Linked DNA regions of Homo sapiens: region 2 is linked to region 1. Evidence: chromatin loops called from intact Hi-C (ENCODE). Cell type or tissue: PC-9. All regions are shown on one strand. Region 1 overlaps CACNG2 (calcium voltage-gated channel auxiliary subunit gamma 2). Region 2 overlaps CACNG2 (calcium voltage-gated channel auxiliary subunit gamma 2).

Region 1 (8,000 bases):
TTTGGGTTTTTACCAGTGAGGCGTCCTAGACTTCCCCATTTAAAATGGCGGCGTTCCTGGCCAACGCTCTCTGGCCCCCTTCCTGTTTAATTCTTCTCTGCAGCACTCAGCTCCAGCTGACCTATATTTTGCTTTATTTATCGATTGGTTGTCTGCCTATCTCCAGTAGAATGAGGGCCCTTCATGAGGGTCAGGACTTTTGTTTGCTCTGTCCATGATTGGATCCCAGTGCCCGGAAGAGCATCTGGCACACAGAAGTGCTCGACAGTGATTTGTGGAATAAATGCAGACAGCTCTCTCAGGTAGTGGTTGGGTTGCTTCCATGTGGCACCTGCCTCAGTCTCTGATGTTTGCTAGGATTGTGCTGGGATAATTGTGTATATGGATGAGATGTCTGCATCTTAATGGTTGATAATTAACATTGACTTTTTGCCTTCTTCCGGAGAGATCCAGTGGCTCTGGGCATGGAAGGATAACTGAACAAAGAGAACTCAGGCATCCAAGGAGTGAGACAAGTCTTCAGTTCCACAATGGATAGAAACCAGAGGAGATTATAATTTGTGGTCAGACTTAAGGGTATATGGAATCCGGCCTCAAAGGAAAACAGTCCCAGCCCTGGAAAGCTCATGCTACTCCCATGTCAGATAGAGGGGCCTGGCCTGGACTCGGGAGGGCTCTGCCTGGGAGAAGAAGAGGTGTGCACGTTGCTCCAGGAGCCCGGCTGGAGGACACGGGGGCCGGAATTGCTTTTATTGGATAAATCTTCTCTGGATTGAGGAGTTCATCTTAAGAAATTTTTGATTCCTATGCTGGATAGGGCTGGACACTGGATCTACACTCTGTGCCTATAATTTTTAAAAACCTACAGAGTTTTCATTTTTATAAATCCTAGAACTTTTTTTTTTTCTGGATACAATAAGATTGGCCCGCAAATGGACAGTGGCGTAATGAGCAAAAGTGTCGTGAGGTCTGTGTGTTTCCTTTGCTATGGCTCAGGGAGTGGAGGCTTGTAGTTCCAGAATATTGAGTAGGCACAGAGAGCTCTGGAGCCCCCGGGAGCCAGGCAGGTAGTAAAATCCTAGTGTGGTTATGGTGCTGGGGCAAAGAAAATCTCCGTTCACTCCCAAGCTCTCCAGAGTGTCTGAGGCTGTAGAGAGGCTCACTGAGACTGTGAAGTGGGCACAGGCTTTGTGTCTTGGGGGATGAGCCTAGAGACTTTTCACTTCTGGGGGTTTGTCCAGTATGTTCCTCTAAGGTTGTCATAATAAGTGCATCATTACCAAGTATTACAGCAGGTACTGGTTTGCATCAGGGCTGCTGACGTTGTCTGTGGGCATTGTTAAGAAACCAATCTGGGAAACAAATCTGAACAAAGACCTCACAAAGCCACAGGAGTGAAAAAATAATGGCCCATGAACTTGAGTGGGGGCAGGTATAGAGGGAAAATACCCTAGTCTTTATTTGAAGGAAGATTGCCCGGAACTGTGAACTTTAGATCAAGACAAGAATCCAAGATCAAGGCAGATTCTACCTTATGATTAAGGGAAAGTCCTCCTCTCGCCAATAAGGGCAGGTAGTGACAGGCATCAGGGAGGCCATGGGGCCTGGGAGAGGGAAGAGGAGCAGAGAGAAGCACGCACTGCATGCTGGGCTTTTCACACATGAGAAAGCCTTAAAAATAACCCTCCAGTGGTTATTACTTCTCCCATTTTCTAGATAAGGATAATACAGCTCAGAAGCTAGATAATTTACTATCTCAGGGCTTCTAAGTGTTGGGGTGGGATTTAAGCCTGTCTTCCTCATCCATCTCTTTTTAAATTCCTTCCGTCCTTTATTCAACACATCTGTATCCAGCCCTTGCCCAGGTGCTGGGTACACTGCAGGGACCAAAGCAGGAATGTTCCTGCCCTCAGGGAGCTTTCAATCTGTGGGCATGATGACAGTGAACAAAGTAACAAACCATAATGTAATCACAGAGGGCAATAGTGCTCCAGGGGGAATAGGCGGGGTGTGGGGACAGGGCAAGAGTGTGCGGGGAAGGGACTCCTTAGGTTGGGTGGTCAGGACTGGCTCCCTGCAGAGACTGAAGATAAGATGGAGCCTGGTATTGGGGTGGGGACAGCAATGACGCTGGGAGGGAAGGAAGGGGTGTGCAGGTTATAGGAGCCGAGGGAGCGCCAGACGGTGGCTCTCCGAAGTGTATGTATGCCCTTTCACTCCAGCATGTGGCTTGGCAAGAGAAGCATTGGAGTCAGAGGAGGAAATACCACATTACACAGTGGGTAGGAAACTGACTGCCCTTAGAAGTCTAAGACGGTGTGGGCTGAAAATACCAACTGCTTCCCGCTAGGTGTAGGCACAGGCCTGCTGAGAGATTTCTATGGCATTATTAAGGGAAAGCGGGAGGGTGGGGGCTCTGTCCTCTTGTGGGTGAGGGCCTGGGCAGCAACTTGTCTTCCCACAGCACAAGCTCCGACCCTACCAAGTCAGAAAAGAGGCTGGGACAGGGCCACGTGGAGTCAGGGAGTGGGGAGAGGGCTGTCCCCCATGGCGACCCTGATGCTACTTCTCAGGGACGGGAAAGGAGAGGAAGGAGTGTGTTAACCAGGTCAAAGGCTGCTCCACAGTGAACACTGTGCTGTTTCACGTTACTTATTTCATGTGAGGAAACTGAGGCTCAGAGAGGCAAATTACCTTGCCCAAGTTCATGAATCCAGGAAGGGTATGCCGTGGAGTCTTCCTGGCTTCAAAACCCAGGTTCTCTCCTGTGACCCGGGCTGAGGGGCAGCAGATTACCTGGCCCCAGGAAGGAGTGGGGCCAAAGAAGCAGGACCTGGGGTGATTCTGGGGCCGGGGGAGGGAGGGAATGGCAGGGGTGGGATGGTGCGGGGACACAGGCACACAGGTGAAATGCTGATGTACTGAGATAGGCTTTGCTTGGGAGATCAGAAAGACCTGTGTTCAAATGCCAGCCTGTGCCAACTGCTGGAATTTAGCAGCCAGATGGAACACCTTGAATATCTGCGCGGCCCCTCCCCCAGCCTGCCACCCCCGAGAGGAGGCCCTCACAGCTCCTCTTGCCTCTGGCTGCCTGAGTAAGCAGTCCCCTAGAAGAGCCTGACTCATTCGCCTTGGCTCCCTGCCACCAGAGCTGCAGGGAGGACAGTAGCCCAGTGGCTGGTGGCTTCCAGCTTGCACTGACTGCCCAGCCTCCTCTGGGGAGCAGATGGGGACAATCCCCCCACGACTCTGCTCCTGGTACCCGCACAAGCCGGGGCCTCCCAGGTCAGCTCTCATTCCCTGGCACAGACCTGTCCCACCTTCTTGTATGTGGTTCTGTGTTTATGTGTCATTGTCCCTCACTAGGCCGTGAGCTCTTGCAGGGCAGGGATGCCTGAGTCATCTCCCGTCCCCAGTGCTCATGACAGGACTTGGCACCATGTAGGGGCTGCTCAGCAAATATTTGCCAAATTCCCTTCCAAATCAAACAGGAAATCCCCCTACCCTTGCCGGGGGGCAGTTGCTGGTGGAGCCGGGCCCGTGACCATGGCTTCTGCGGGCTGCTCACCCGGCTTCAGCCCTCCAGTGCCAGGCGCGCACAGGCATATGTCACATTTCAGCATTGTTTTCCTTCCGATGCTGCTTTCGATTGCTGGTTTTATTCCAGCCCATTCTCACTCTCTGTCTTGGAAAATCACAAGGCAACTCCACGCTGCTCCTGGAATTCTTGCCAATGTGATTCAAGAGGAATTGAGCACACTGCGCTGAGCTCCCCTCAACACAAAGACGCTGCTACTTTCAGTGTGGTGGCCTTCCTTCCACCAGCCTGGCCCCCCACCTTGCCCAGGTGAGGCGGGCGGGGCGGGGCAGCGTGTGCGCTTGGCTGTTTCACCCAGTTGTCACCCACAAAGTGCCCCAGTTGAAAGCACCCAGGGCTGGGAGGTGTGGGTTGTTAGATAAACGTGGAAGCAAGGTTGCCCCATAACAGCCCAGAGCCTTCCCTCATCCCAGTCCTCACTCACAACCTACTCTGCTAAAGTTTTTTAAATCATGGCTTCTTTACTAGCTATGTGACTTGGGATAAATGACTTACTCTCCTCTGTGCCTCAGTTTCCTCATGTGAAAAATGGAGACGATTGTTACAGGATTAAATGAGATACAGTGGCAGTACCCAGCACAGGGCTTGGTGTACTGTGGGCATTCAGTGACTTCTGGCTGTGATGCCAATGACCTGTGTCAGTGCCGGCACATGCTTTCTGAGTGCAGGCAGGTTCCTTGGTGCTAAGCCCTATTACCGTGAAATCAATCAACTCCGTGCTCGGACCCTCCCAGGCACACCGTTTGAGAGCAGGCTTGGATTCAGTCTCCTATCAGTCTCTAGAGGAGTCCGGAAGTGGAATGGGGAGCTGAGGCTGCCATGTACGTCGGAGGCAGTACCCGATGGGGTGTGACTCTCTGTAGCTCCTCCAAGCACCTGGGGAGCAACATTTACATGCAGCCTCCTGAGATCGCATGTTAGATGGAATCATATTTATTTCTTCCTTAGTCGGAGATTACACGGTGAAGTGGGAGAAGTGTGGACTTGCCCTCCCATCATGGCCATTTCTGGGCTGAGTGACATGGGACAAATCATCCAACTTCTCTCATGCTTATGGGAATGGGATGTCAGGAGGTTCAGTGTGGACTTGAACCGTGTGGGGCCTAGGGTGTGCCATTGAAAACAGAACCCTGCTCTGTTCCTAAGAGCATCGAGCATATTAAGCGATCCTGTCATCCCAAATCTGTTTTGTCGGAGGCCTCCTTGGTGAAGGGCCACAGCATCTGAGGTGGAAGGCAGAGTAGTTTTTGTAATTGGCTCCATTGCATGTCAACAAATGAAAGGGTAACCGAGACTGACAGTCCCCTAGCTGTGGGGGGACCTTGTCCAGAACCTGTCACAGGACGAAAGCTCTAGGATTGGAGGCAAGGTGGCCTCATGGGCCTGGGAAGCAGGCTGCCTGGATTTGAACAATGTCTCCATCCTCACTCCCATGGAACCTTGGCCAAGCCTCTTAACACTTTTCTGAGCCTCAGTTTCTTCACCTGGAAAATGGGGCTAGCAATATTCTCTTGAAGGCAGCTTTGTGGCTGGTGTGTTGATAACAGGTTCTGCTTCCTATGGACTCATTGCTATTCTTTTTTTTTTTTTTTTTTTTTTTTTTTTTTTCAGACGGAGTCTCCCTCTGTCACCCGGGCTGGAGTGCAGTGGCATGATCTCAGCTCACTGCAAGCTCCACCTCCCAGGTCAAGCAATTCTCCTGCCTCAGCCTCCCTAGTAGCTGGGATTATAGGCACACACCACCAAACCTGGCCAATTTTTTTTGTATTTTTAGTAGAGATGGGGTTTTGCCATGTTGGCCAGGCTGGTCTCGAACTCCTGACCTCAGATGATCCTCCTGCCTCGTCCTCCCAAAGTGCTGGGATTACAGGTGTGAGCCACTGTACCTGGCTGACTCATTGCTATTCTAAGCCATCTTGTGAAGCGGTTACAGCGATCACATCCTCACTTGACAGATGGGAAAACTGAGGTGCAGAGCGATCAGTGATCTGCCAGTTCATTCACTCCTTCATCCCATTTTCTGACCTGACCCCTGCTTCCTTCTCTTCTCTTATCTGCCACCCACCCACACATTGAAATCATGACATGAATTACACACCTGTCCCCAAACTCGCCAGGCTAACTCAGGCCTCTGCCTTTGCATTCCCTCTGCCTGTAAGGTCTGTCTCCTTCTCTGTGCCTGACTCAGCTGTGTGTGTTCTTTAAGGCTCAACTCAGGTGCCTCCTCCTCCAGGAAGACTTCCCTCCTAAGCACTATCGGTAGGTTCTCCTTTAGCCTGGGCTTACCTATACCTGAGTGTGTTCACCTACATAATAATCGCGGAGTAAACTGACTCCACATTTTCTGTCTCCTGGGCACCGTGCATGCCCCTTACAAACACTCTTTCGTTCAGTTTGCCCTACAACTCATCAACGTAGATGTTATTTTTTTCTGTGTCACGGTTGAGGAGCCGGGATTTGAACTCAGATGAGTCCTTTTTAGCTCTCCATGGGACACCTGGTTATGCACTTCTTTTTACTCATCTCTTTTACTGGACCTTGGCGTAGTTATCTCTGTATCACTGGGGCCCTGCACCACACAGGGAATCAAATAATAGTTGTTGAATGAAACTTGAACACTCACGATATGTTTCTAGAATAATAAGAGTTAAAAAAAAAAGAGAGAGAGAGAGACAGAACTCAGTGAAGTATCTCAGGATCCCATCCTCCTCCATGGTTTAAGATAAGTTCTCATTAGGAGCCCAAGCCCTTTGAGAGGAGACCCTTGCCCAAGTCGGTCTACGGGTGGGTGCCTGGTCCGGTGCCTGGCATGGAGGACGTGCTCAGAAAACACGGATTTGACCAGTAGCTGTTTTTCCCCTTTGAGCGTGATCACTTAGGGAGTTCTGCTTTTTGTGAACCAAGACTACTTGGGGATCTCCGAGTCAAAAGGTCTTTGGTTTTCGCCAAGGGGTACTTCGAGGAAAGGGCCACCCCTACCCTCTATACTCAGGGAAATTGGATTTCTGATGACTGCTGCACACACAAGCAAGCAATAAAATGACAAAGCAATATTAAAGTTCAAGCGCTCAGCATACCCATCTTCTCCAGGCATCCTGAGTTTTTTTCTTTTTAGAGCAAAACCCTGCAATATTAATAAATGACAGAGAGAGAAGGATAGAAAAACGACTCTTTCCCTTTGACATGGTGAAGATCACAGGAACTAGAGGGACCTTTAATCTTTATTAATGCGTCGCGAGGGGGCCTCTCCCACAAGCTGTGGGAAGCAGACATCCAAAGAGTTTGCAGCGCTCGCAGAGTCCTCAGCATCCCTGGGCGCCTCAGATGACTGCCTGGTACTGTTCAGAGTCTAGCAGGACCGCGTCATGGGGACCCGCTGTGTCCTGGGCAAGAACAAGGCAGCCCTAACCCAGCTCCCATCTGTGGGGGGCTGGAAGACAGGGAAATTCAGGACACAGGCCTCGATCACATGGGCCTGTTTCTAACCAAGGGCACCGATGCCCTGAAGAGGCTCGGAAGGAACCAGGCTGTCGGTTGCAGGGACGAGCACAAATCATGGCTAGGAGGGAACATACCTGAGTTCATTAAGGAGCACAACCAATAATGAGCACCTTTGTTTTTATACCTTGCTGCTCCCCTCTGGACCACATGGCTAAATGCATCTTCCCACCCTTCCTCCCCTATGGCTGGACATTACATGAGGGTGGCTGGCAAAACCTATATTATGCAAGCCTAATTCCACTGACTTAGTGAGTCAGGAATTGCAAGGTACATATAGGGGAGAGAACATAACTGAAACGTTTATAGTAAGGATTTAAGAGCCAAGAAGGTCAGACACACACACACACCCATACACACACGCACAGAATGAGAAATGGAGAGGCATATTTTGACATTCTTCCATTCATCTCTCTGCCTATTCATTCATTCAAAAATGCTTATTGATCGCCTACTCGATGAGACGCACTGTTCTAGCCACTGGGGCTCCAGCAGTGAACAGGATGAGCAAGGTCCTTGTTTCTCTAAAGCTTACGCTCATTCCACTCGAGAGCGTCCCTGGGTGCCAGGCCCAGCACAGGGTTAATCACACTAAGGATGCATTATAATGCAAAGAGGATGGACACCACCTACACCCCTTTCCGGGCTAGGGATCTAAATGCCAGGGAGATCAACCTGTCCAAGACCTCACACTGGGTTGTGGACCTGGAATCTGAAGCTAGATTTGAGGCCGACTGTCTTTCTACTCACTGCTCAAAGCCGACTAACAAACCCGAGCTGAGAGCGGTGGTGCAGTTGGGGAGGAAGCATCTAGCTGAAGTGTGCTCAAATAAGGCATCGTCTAATTCGATTATGCTTGCTAGACTGCAATGTAATAAAACAGAGTTTTCATATAAGCATCATC
Region 2 (8,000 bases), 75 kb before region 1:
CCATCCTTTCCACCCCCGGAGATGAGCTCTGAACTGCTGTCCAGCCATGCTCTTCTGGCATTCTCTGTCCTCCCTCTCTGCTCTACATCCCCAGTCCAGCTGGTGTAGCAAGGATGGTGGGAGTTACCCCAGACACCTCATTGGCCACTCCTGCTCAGCCCCCTTTCCTGGAGTGTCCTCATCTCACTGGCCCCTAAGCCTTCGTGGTGTCCTGGAGCTTAGTGTCTGGGCTTCTCCCCTTCTCTCTCTGTGCCACTCCCTCGGTGAGTTCATTGAGTTTCATGGCTTTAAATATCACCTACGTGCCAACAACGTGAAAACTCACTATCTCTGGCCAGGACCTCTCCTGTGAACCCTGGCCTCAGGTCCATACCGAGCCCGTGACATTGTCCCAGGAAGTCCCACAGGCATCTCTAACTGAATATGTCTGATATTGAGCCCCAGTCTCAACCTGTTGTTCCCCCATGGGCACGGCCCCTTGGCACCATCCTTGCCTCCTTCCTTTGTCTCGAAATCCACATTCAGCCTTTCAGAAAATCCTGTGTGCGGTGCCCTGGAAATATTTTCAACATTGATCCTATTTCACCCCCTTCACTGCTACCACTCTGGTTCAAGCTGTCATCACCTCCTGCCTAAATTATAGCAACAGAGTTTTAACTCTTCTGTCGGCTTCTGCCCTGGTCCGATTTCAGTCCCTTATGAACACAACAGCCAGAGCCTGTTCAAAAGTGAGATGGTGTCTGTCAATCAGAGCAAACCCCCAAATTCTCGCTGCAACCCACAGGGTCCTTGAGGCTCTCCACACTTGCTCTTCCTTTGCTCTTCCTTGCTCACTCTCTTCTTGTCTCACGGGGCTCAGTCCTATTCCTCAGATATTCCAGGCATGCTCCCAACCCAGGACCTTTGCACTTGCTGTTTGCTCTTTCTTTCTTTCTTTTTTTTTTTTGAGACAGAGTTTTGCTCTTGTTGTCCAGGCTGGAGTGCAATGGCATGGTCTCAGCTCACTGCAACCTCCACCTCCTGGGTTCAAATGATTTTCCTGCCTCAGCCTCCTGAGTAGCTGGGAATACAGGCATGCACCACCACGCCTGGCTAAATTTTTTGGTATTTTTAGTAGAGACGGGGTTTCTCCATGTTGGTCAGGCTGGTCTCGAACTCCCAACCTCAGGTGATCTGCCCACCTTGGCCTCCCAAAGTGCTGAGATTACAGGCACCCGCCACCACGCCTGGCCACTGTTCATTCTTGATCCCATCCCTACTCTAGAATTCCCCATCCCCCGTCCCTGCTTGACTTTTTTCCCCATAGGGCTTATCTTAGTCTAACATGTTATATCATTCACCTGTTAGTTTCATTTTTTGCAGACTGCAAGTACCCTGAGGGCCATAACCTCAGTACCTCAAAGAGGGCCTGGCATACAGGGGGGCCCACTCCAGAAAGATCTGTGGAGTGTGTGAATTGCTCACACTTACAAGTGAAGGAAGACGCTACATCTGTTTCATGGACCTTGTGACTTCATAGGAAATTTAAGGGGCCCAAGCGTTGTGCGTTCCTGGTGGGGCTCAGGTTGGTCCAGTTCCTCATGCTGCAGAGGTCTTGGGTTTAGGAATACTCCGGAAGGCATGGATTGTGCCCCATCCAGCTCACACCTCTGCTTTTCCAGGAAGAATTAATTTAGGGCTGGACATGGTGGCTCACACCTATTCGCAGCACTTTGGGAGGCTGAGGTGGGCAGATCACCTGAGGTCAGGAATTCGAGACCAACCTGGTCAACATGGCAAAATCCCGTCTCTACTAAAAATACAAAAATTAGCCAGATGTGGTGGCGGGTGCCTGTAATCCCAGCTACTCAGGAGGCTGAGGCAGGAGAATTGCTTGAACCCAGGAGGCAGAGGTTGCAGTGAGCCAAGATTGTACCACTGCACTCCAGCCTGGGTGACAGAGCAAGATTCCGTCTCAAAAAAAAAAGAAAAAAAAAAAAGAATTAATTGAGGAGCTATTTGGGAACCTGGAAAACAAGCCCCAAGTCCCTTAGGAGATGCTCTACATGGGTTGGAATCTGCTTTTTGGGGAGAAAGAAGAGTTGCTTGACTGCTCCTTCCCTCTCCTTTCACTTCCGTCCCTATCCTGAAATCTGTTCCCTGCCCCATGGCCCATGCCCCATCAGTGGCCACCCCTGCTGCTGTCAGCTCTGTCTCCCAAACATCTCCTTCCTTCTCACCATCACCATGGCTACACTCTGGTTGCCCCCTCTCCCCCATCCTGGGCTCCCTGCCTCTGTTTCCAACCGTCACTACCACAGCAGCCAGGCTGATGTGTCTAAATCGGTCATTCCCATCACACTTAGAATGAGAGCTGAGGTCTCCCCCTGGTCCCAGGCCCACATGACTGGGTTCCTCTGCTGTCTCTGCTGTAGGACCCCACTCCACCCCTGCACTGGGCTCCTGCAAGACCAGCTACCCCTCTGATCCTCAAACATGATGCTCTGTGCCTGCTTTAAGGACTTTGCTCTTGCTATTCTCTCCATCAGCTACTCTCTTCCCCAGAAATCTTCTTACCTGGTTCCCTTTCTTTACTCAGGGAAACTTTGGGACCACCTTATCTAAGTGACATGCCCTCAGGACCCACTGGCCCCTCCCCCATCACTCTCCACTCTCCAACCCCTCCCAGACCACTCAGAAACTATCTCAGCTGGGGCCGGGCGTGGTGGCTCACGCCTGTAATCCCAGCACTTTGGCAGGCTGAGGCAGGCGGATCACCTGAGGCCAGGAATTTAAGACCAGCCAGGCTAACATGGTGAAACCCCATCTTTACTAAAAATACAAAAAAATTAGCCAGGCATGGTGGCGCATGCATGTAATCCCAGCTACTCGGGAGGCTGAGGCAGGAGAATCGCTTGAACCCGGGAAGCAGAGGTTTGGCATTACTTGCACTCCAGCCTGGATGAAAGAGCAAGATACAGCAACAACAACAACAACAAAACTATCTCAGGGTGCAGAGGGCAGGGACAGGGTGTTTCACACTTGTTTATTACTTGTTTCTTACACTAGGATGTAACCTTCACGAAGGCACTGGCCCTCTTTATTTGGTTCACTCTTGGATCCCCAGGACTGACAATAGTGCTGGCACTCAGTGAGTGCTTAGTAAATATCTCTCGAGTGAATGAATGAATGAATTGGCTCTGGTGCCACCTTCTCTAGGGAACTCTTATGGAAGGACCTCCTCTGGTCTGGGTTAGGGGACAGGTTCCCTCAGCACCACACGATTCCTTCTATTCCAGCATGCAGCATAAACATTAGGTCTGTAGGTCTCCCTCCAGATGGCTAGCCCTCAGGGAGAGGAGCTGCTTCTGCCCCCTCACAGCCTCCCCTGCGGCAGATGAGCGGTGCAGATGGGTTTGACAGACCTTAACTAGGAGTGGACTCAGGCCCTCTCCACCCCAGGTGCAGCTCAGCCCGCCTCCTTCAGCCTAAGCTCTGCCCACCTCTGGGAGCCACCTGCCTACTTCTGGCGAATGGGGGCCCAGCTGTTTTCCTCTGGAAGCCTGTTGCTTGCATTGATCTCGGGGCATTAGACCATGATTTACTTGAGTGTTCACATATTCACCCACCCAGTCACTTCATTGCTCAGTCATCAAAGTGCTTTTTTGGGTCAAATTCCCTGCCATGGCCTTTTCTGGGTGCTTGGGGTGCAGAAATGAATGGGACATAGCTCTGCCTTCAAGAAGCTCATAGTCTCTTGGGGATCCCGAGTGTGAACCAGTGACATTGCAGCAAAGTGTGGTCGGGGTTGAATTGTAGACACATGCAGGGTGCCAGGGAGGCCCCAGAGGAGCTTCTGAATCAGAAGCGGGGGTAGGGACTGGGGGCAGGGGATCCTTCTAGAAAAATCATCCCCGTCTTCCAGCTTCTCTCAAGATCTAGGTTAGAACTTCGTAGAGAATGATAGAAACTTGCGTCTTCCAGCTTTAAAGAATTATTTTTGTTTTCCGGCCCAGGACTAGCATTTTATAGACCAGGGGTCAGCAAACTATACCAAATGAAGCCTGCTGCCTGGTTGTGTAAATCAAGTTAAGTTTCACTGTAACACAGCCACACATATGCCTCCATATTGTCAGTGGCCACAAGAGCAGAGTTGGGTAAATGGGACAGAGATTGCATGGCCCACAAAGCCTAAAATATTCAACATCTGATTCTTTACAGAAAAAGTTTGCCGACCCCTGCTACAGGTGTTCAAAAAATATTGTTGGATTAAGTCAACTCAAATCAGACCTTCAGAATCCTGTCGTTGCCAATCTGAGTCCAAGTCTTTTGTCCAGGGACACCAAAATGAACCAAATACTCTATGCTCTATGCTCTTCTTTCTTAAAAACAAGGAAATGGAGGCATTGAGTTGTTAGGAATTGCTACTGAAGAATCCTCTATCTCTTCTTAACAAAAAGCATTCATTGAGCTGTTATAAGGGCAGCAATGAATGAGACAAGTTTTCTGCCCCCAGGCACTTACTGCCTAGCAGATAAAGCATGACATCATTCGAGCTCCACCTGGTGAGCCTTGTGCTCCGGGAATGTGGCTCCCAGTGTGGGGCTTGGCTTTGCCTGCTGGCTTCCCCCTTCTACATTCAGGCCTCACCTCTGCCATGCTGTGTCTCCCAAGTTGAGCTGTTTTTCCAAGGGCCCTCCCTGCCAGGCTGTGCTCTTCTTGGGGGCAGGCCCCATCCATCTTGGCCTCCCCAGCACGGAGCACAGGATCCAGCACACAGAAGGAGCTCAACCCACGTTTACCGCACAGCTGGGCTCCTGCAGCCCCACCCCAGACACAGTCGCAGGTAACAGGTAACCACAACCAAATGGCCTTTTAGGAATTCCAGTTAAGAGCAACGTCTTGAAGGAATTCATAAAAGGAAATGAAGAGCAGGGTATGATATTTTTTCCTTTAAAAAAAAGAATCTAAAAATTGCATCGTGTTCCCTCCCTCTTTCTTCCCAGCTGCCTGGCTGACTTTACATTCCACGGGCTTTTCAATGAAACCAGATTCCAGGCTGACCTGAGAGCTGGGCTTGATGTGAGAAGTAATTATTGAAAGAGACAGGGGCAATCTATATAATAAAATGCCTCCTACATGCTTCATAAAAGTGATCTGAGGGCAATGGCAGTCCTTGTGCTGTTGGGAAGGGGAGGTGGCAGGGCCTGGAGCAGAGGCGGGGTTGCTCCTGGGAGGAGAGCAAACCTCCTTCCAAAGAGATGGCCTGAGAACCTCGGCTTTGCTGTCCCAGGCCTCAAGGACTCTCAGCCCCTCTCTTGGAAATCCCTTTCTCAGGGAATAGGTAGCCTTGTTAGTTTTTGCTGATACTTGAGACATTTCCTTGGAGCCTCAGAATGCTTTCTCTTGATAATATGTCTCAGGTGGATTTAAGATTGCAGCTGTTACATCAGGATTTAACTTTGACTTACTTGACTTGCGGGGGAAGAAAAAATCTCTCTCTTTTTTTTTTTTTCATTAGAAGTTCCAATCTGGCACTGCCTGGTGGGTTACTTCATCCAATTATTCAAGAAATATTCACTGAGTGCTTATCACATGCCAAGCACTGGGCTGAGAATATAATGGTGAATGCTAGGGTGAGTCCATACCCTAGCAGAGTTGGGAGATGGTTACTCAAATAGCCAAGGACCCTACAGCATGATAAAGTACCGTCCTCTAGGAACTCATGCAGAAGGCAGGAAGGACTTCCTGGAGAAGGTGATGTTTTAGCTGAGACCTGGAGGTCGACTGAGTAGGAGTTTGCCAGACAAAGACGGGCAGGGAAGGGCATTGCAGGCAGAGGGAACAGCACATATGAAGGTCTGTACTCCGGAAAGGAGAGAGGCTTAGCTTTTTCCTGCCCTCTGCTGTGATGAGGGCCTCTAGGTAGGCCTGGTCCTTGACTCTGTGAAGGATGGAAGGGCAGGGCCCACCACCAGGAGGGAGATAAAAACAATCGTGTGCACTCACGGAGGAAATATTCTGCTGTGTCAGCTTCGTAATCTGCATCCTCTGGGAAGTGATCAATTTGCTTGCACAGACCTTTGAAATTCCCTGCAAAACAAGGGGAGAAGGAGCACATGAAACATCATAGTTTTGGGGGCGCTTAGGGCCCACCTGCCTCTTCCCAACTTCTGGCTCTTTGGAAACTCACTCAGCCCTCTCCCTCACCCCTGAAGGAAGGTTTCGCTTTGTCCGTTTGGACATCTGCCTGGTGAATCACAACACACACACCCGCAGTACTGCAGAGAGGATCTAAAGCCGACGACTTCAAAACGCTGCCTTCTGTCCCTGCACTGAAGCTTCTGAGGATTAGCGGAGGCTTGGCAGCAGTGGAGGTTTGATTCCGAGCTGGGGACTGCCACGCAGGAGGCCGATGAATGCTCCTCAGCCCGTCTCTGTGCCCCAGCATAGCTGGGAGTCATCCTGCATTTTACATGTGAGAAAGTAGCAGATCACTTTCTAAAGGGGACACACCCCGCACTGGTGCTGCCAGATGCTGCCACAGCCCTTTAGAAGAGCCTGCAAAACACTTTCCCATCTGCAATTCCGCACGGAATTCACCAAACCCAGCCGCCAACTGCTCTGAAATAAATATGGGGGTGGGGAGGAAGTTGAGCCCCCTGGGGGCTGGACTTTTGGGTTTTGAACTACAGCTCATTTTGGTTCCACCACAGGCCTGTGAGGGGGGTATTATCATCCTCATTGTATAGATGAGGAAACTGAGGCTCAGAAAGGCTGAACTATCTGAGCAAGTGCTTGTGGCTAGGAAATGACGGAATCAGGGCTGAAACTAGGATCTTTTGACTCTAAATGTTTCCTCGGTGCCTGCTGGGAAGGTGAGAACTGGCCTGGGGCAAATCCCAGCACAGTGTCACAGGCAGGTCCTCCCCAGTGTTCACTGATGAGCACGTGAACTCTTGAATGTGGCCTTTCTAAAAACCGATAAGTAGCACAGACTCTACAATCACCAGAGCATCGGCTTCCTGACAGCAGAGACTTTGTTTCATTCACTGTCTTATCTCCAGCACCAGCATAGGCACAGTGAATGTCCTTTAACCTTCTCTGAATGGAAGAAAGATTGGGTGTATGCTGGGGCGTATGCACAGTGGGTAAGATGCAGGTTGCACAGCCAGACTGCCTGGGTCCAGCTGTGCATCACTCAGTGTCCTCACCTGAGAGTGGCGATAACAAGAATTCTTCCCTGGCAGATTGTCGTGGAGGTTCACTGAGCTGATGCATGTTGAGTAGTCAGAACAGTGCCTGACACATTTAGGAAGTCCTTGGGGGCATTGACGTGAGACAGAAATGAAATTTGACTGTGTCCAGCCACCAACATAGTAGCTACTGTGACCTAATTAATACAGCCCTCAATACATGTTGGCAATGATTTTCTTCTACAGTCCTGAGACTATGTCTTATAAAATAGGGGCAGATTCTAGTATGTGTCATAGATATTAATTAGGAATTTTACGGTATTATTACATATACCTTTTTTTTTTTTTTTTCCCCCTGAAATGGAGTCTCACTCTGTCACCCAGGCTTGAGTGCAGTGGTGTGATCTCGGCTCACGGCAACCTCCAACTCCCAAGTTCAAGTGATTCTCCTGCGTCAGCCTCCTGAGTAGCTGGGATTACAGGCACATACCAACATGCCCAGCTAATTTTTGTATTTTAGTAGAGATGGGGTTTCACCATGTTGGCCAGGCTGGTCCCCCACTCCTGACTTCAAGTGATCTGCCTGCCTTGGCCTCCCAAAGTGCTGGGATTACAGGCATAATCCACTGTGCCCAGCCTAGACATATATATATATATGTGTGTGTGTGTATAAAATAGACCTATATATTAGGTTGGTGCAAAAGCAACTGTGGTTTTTGCCATCAAAAGTAATAGTGAAACCGTAATTACTTTTGCATCAACCTAATAGTACACAGGTATATAGTATACAGGGATACTTACGTACTACGTAGGAATATAAGCATT

Evidence for each region. Peaks named below come from ENCODE experiments on the same cell type or tissue, not always from the same donor. Only the 100,000 strongest peaks of a DNase experiment are listed, where the experiment ranks them.
Region 2: it touches region 1 in a loop (11-fold over the local background); 2 of 110 quality-filtered maps call a loop at or near these places.

What each region holds. Positions count from the first base shown.
Region 1 is chr22:36,656,792-36,664,791 of GRCh38, forward strand. All of the region lies in intron 1 of CACNG2 (calcium voltage-gated channel auxiliary subunit gamma 2), which reads right to left. Among named protein-coding and RNA genes, the nearest start is that of CACNG2, 43 kb to the right of the region's middle. In PC-9, no CTCF peak of the experiment used is centred here; DNase peaks (open chromatin) are centred at 3,120 and 3,410; H3K4me3 peaks cover 1,387 bases; H3K27ac peaks cover 2,619 bases.
Region 2 is chr22:36,581,477-36,589,476 of GRCh38, forward strand. It overlaps CACNG2 (calcium voltage-gated channel auxiliary subunit gamma 2), which reads right to left. Exons shown (of 4, transcript NM_006078.5): 2 at 5,989-6,072. Among named protein-coding and RNA genes, the nearest start is that of EIF3D, 56 kb to the left of the region's middle. In PC-9, no CTCF peak of the experiment used is centred here; DNase peaks (open chromatin) are centred at 4,525 and 4,945; H3K27ac peaks cover 779 bases; H3K27me3 peaks cover 955 bases.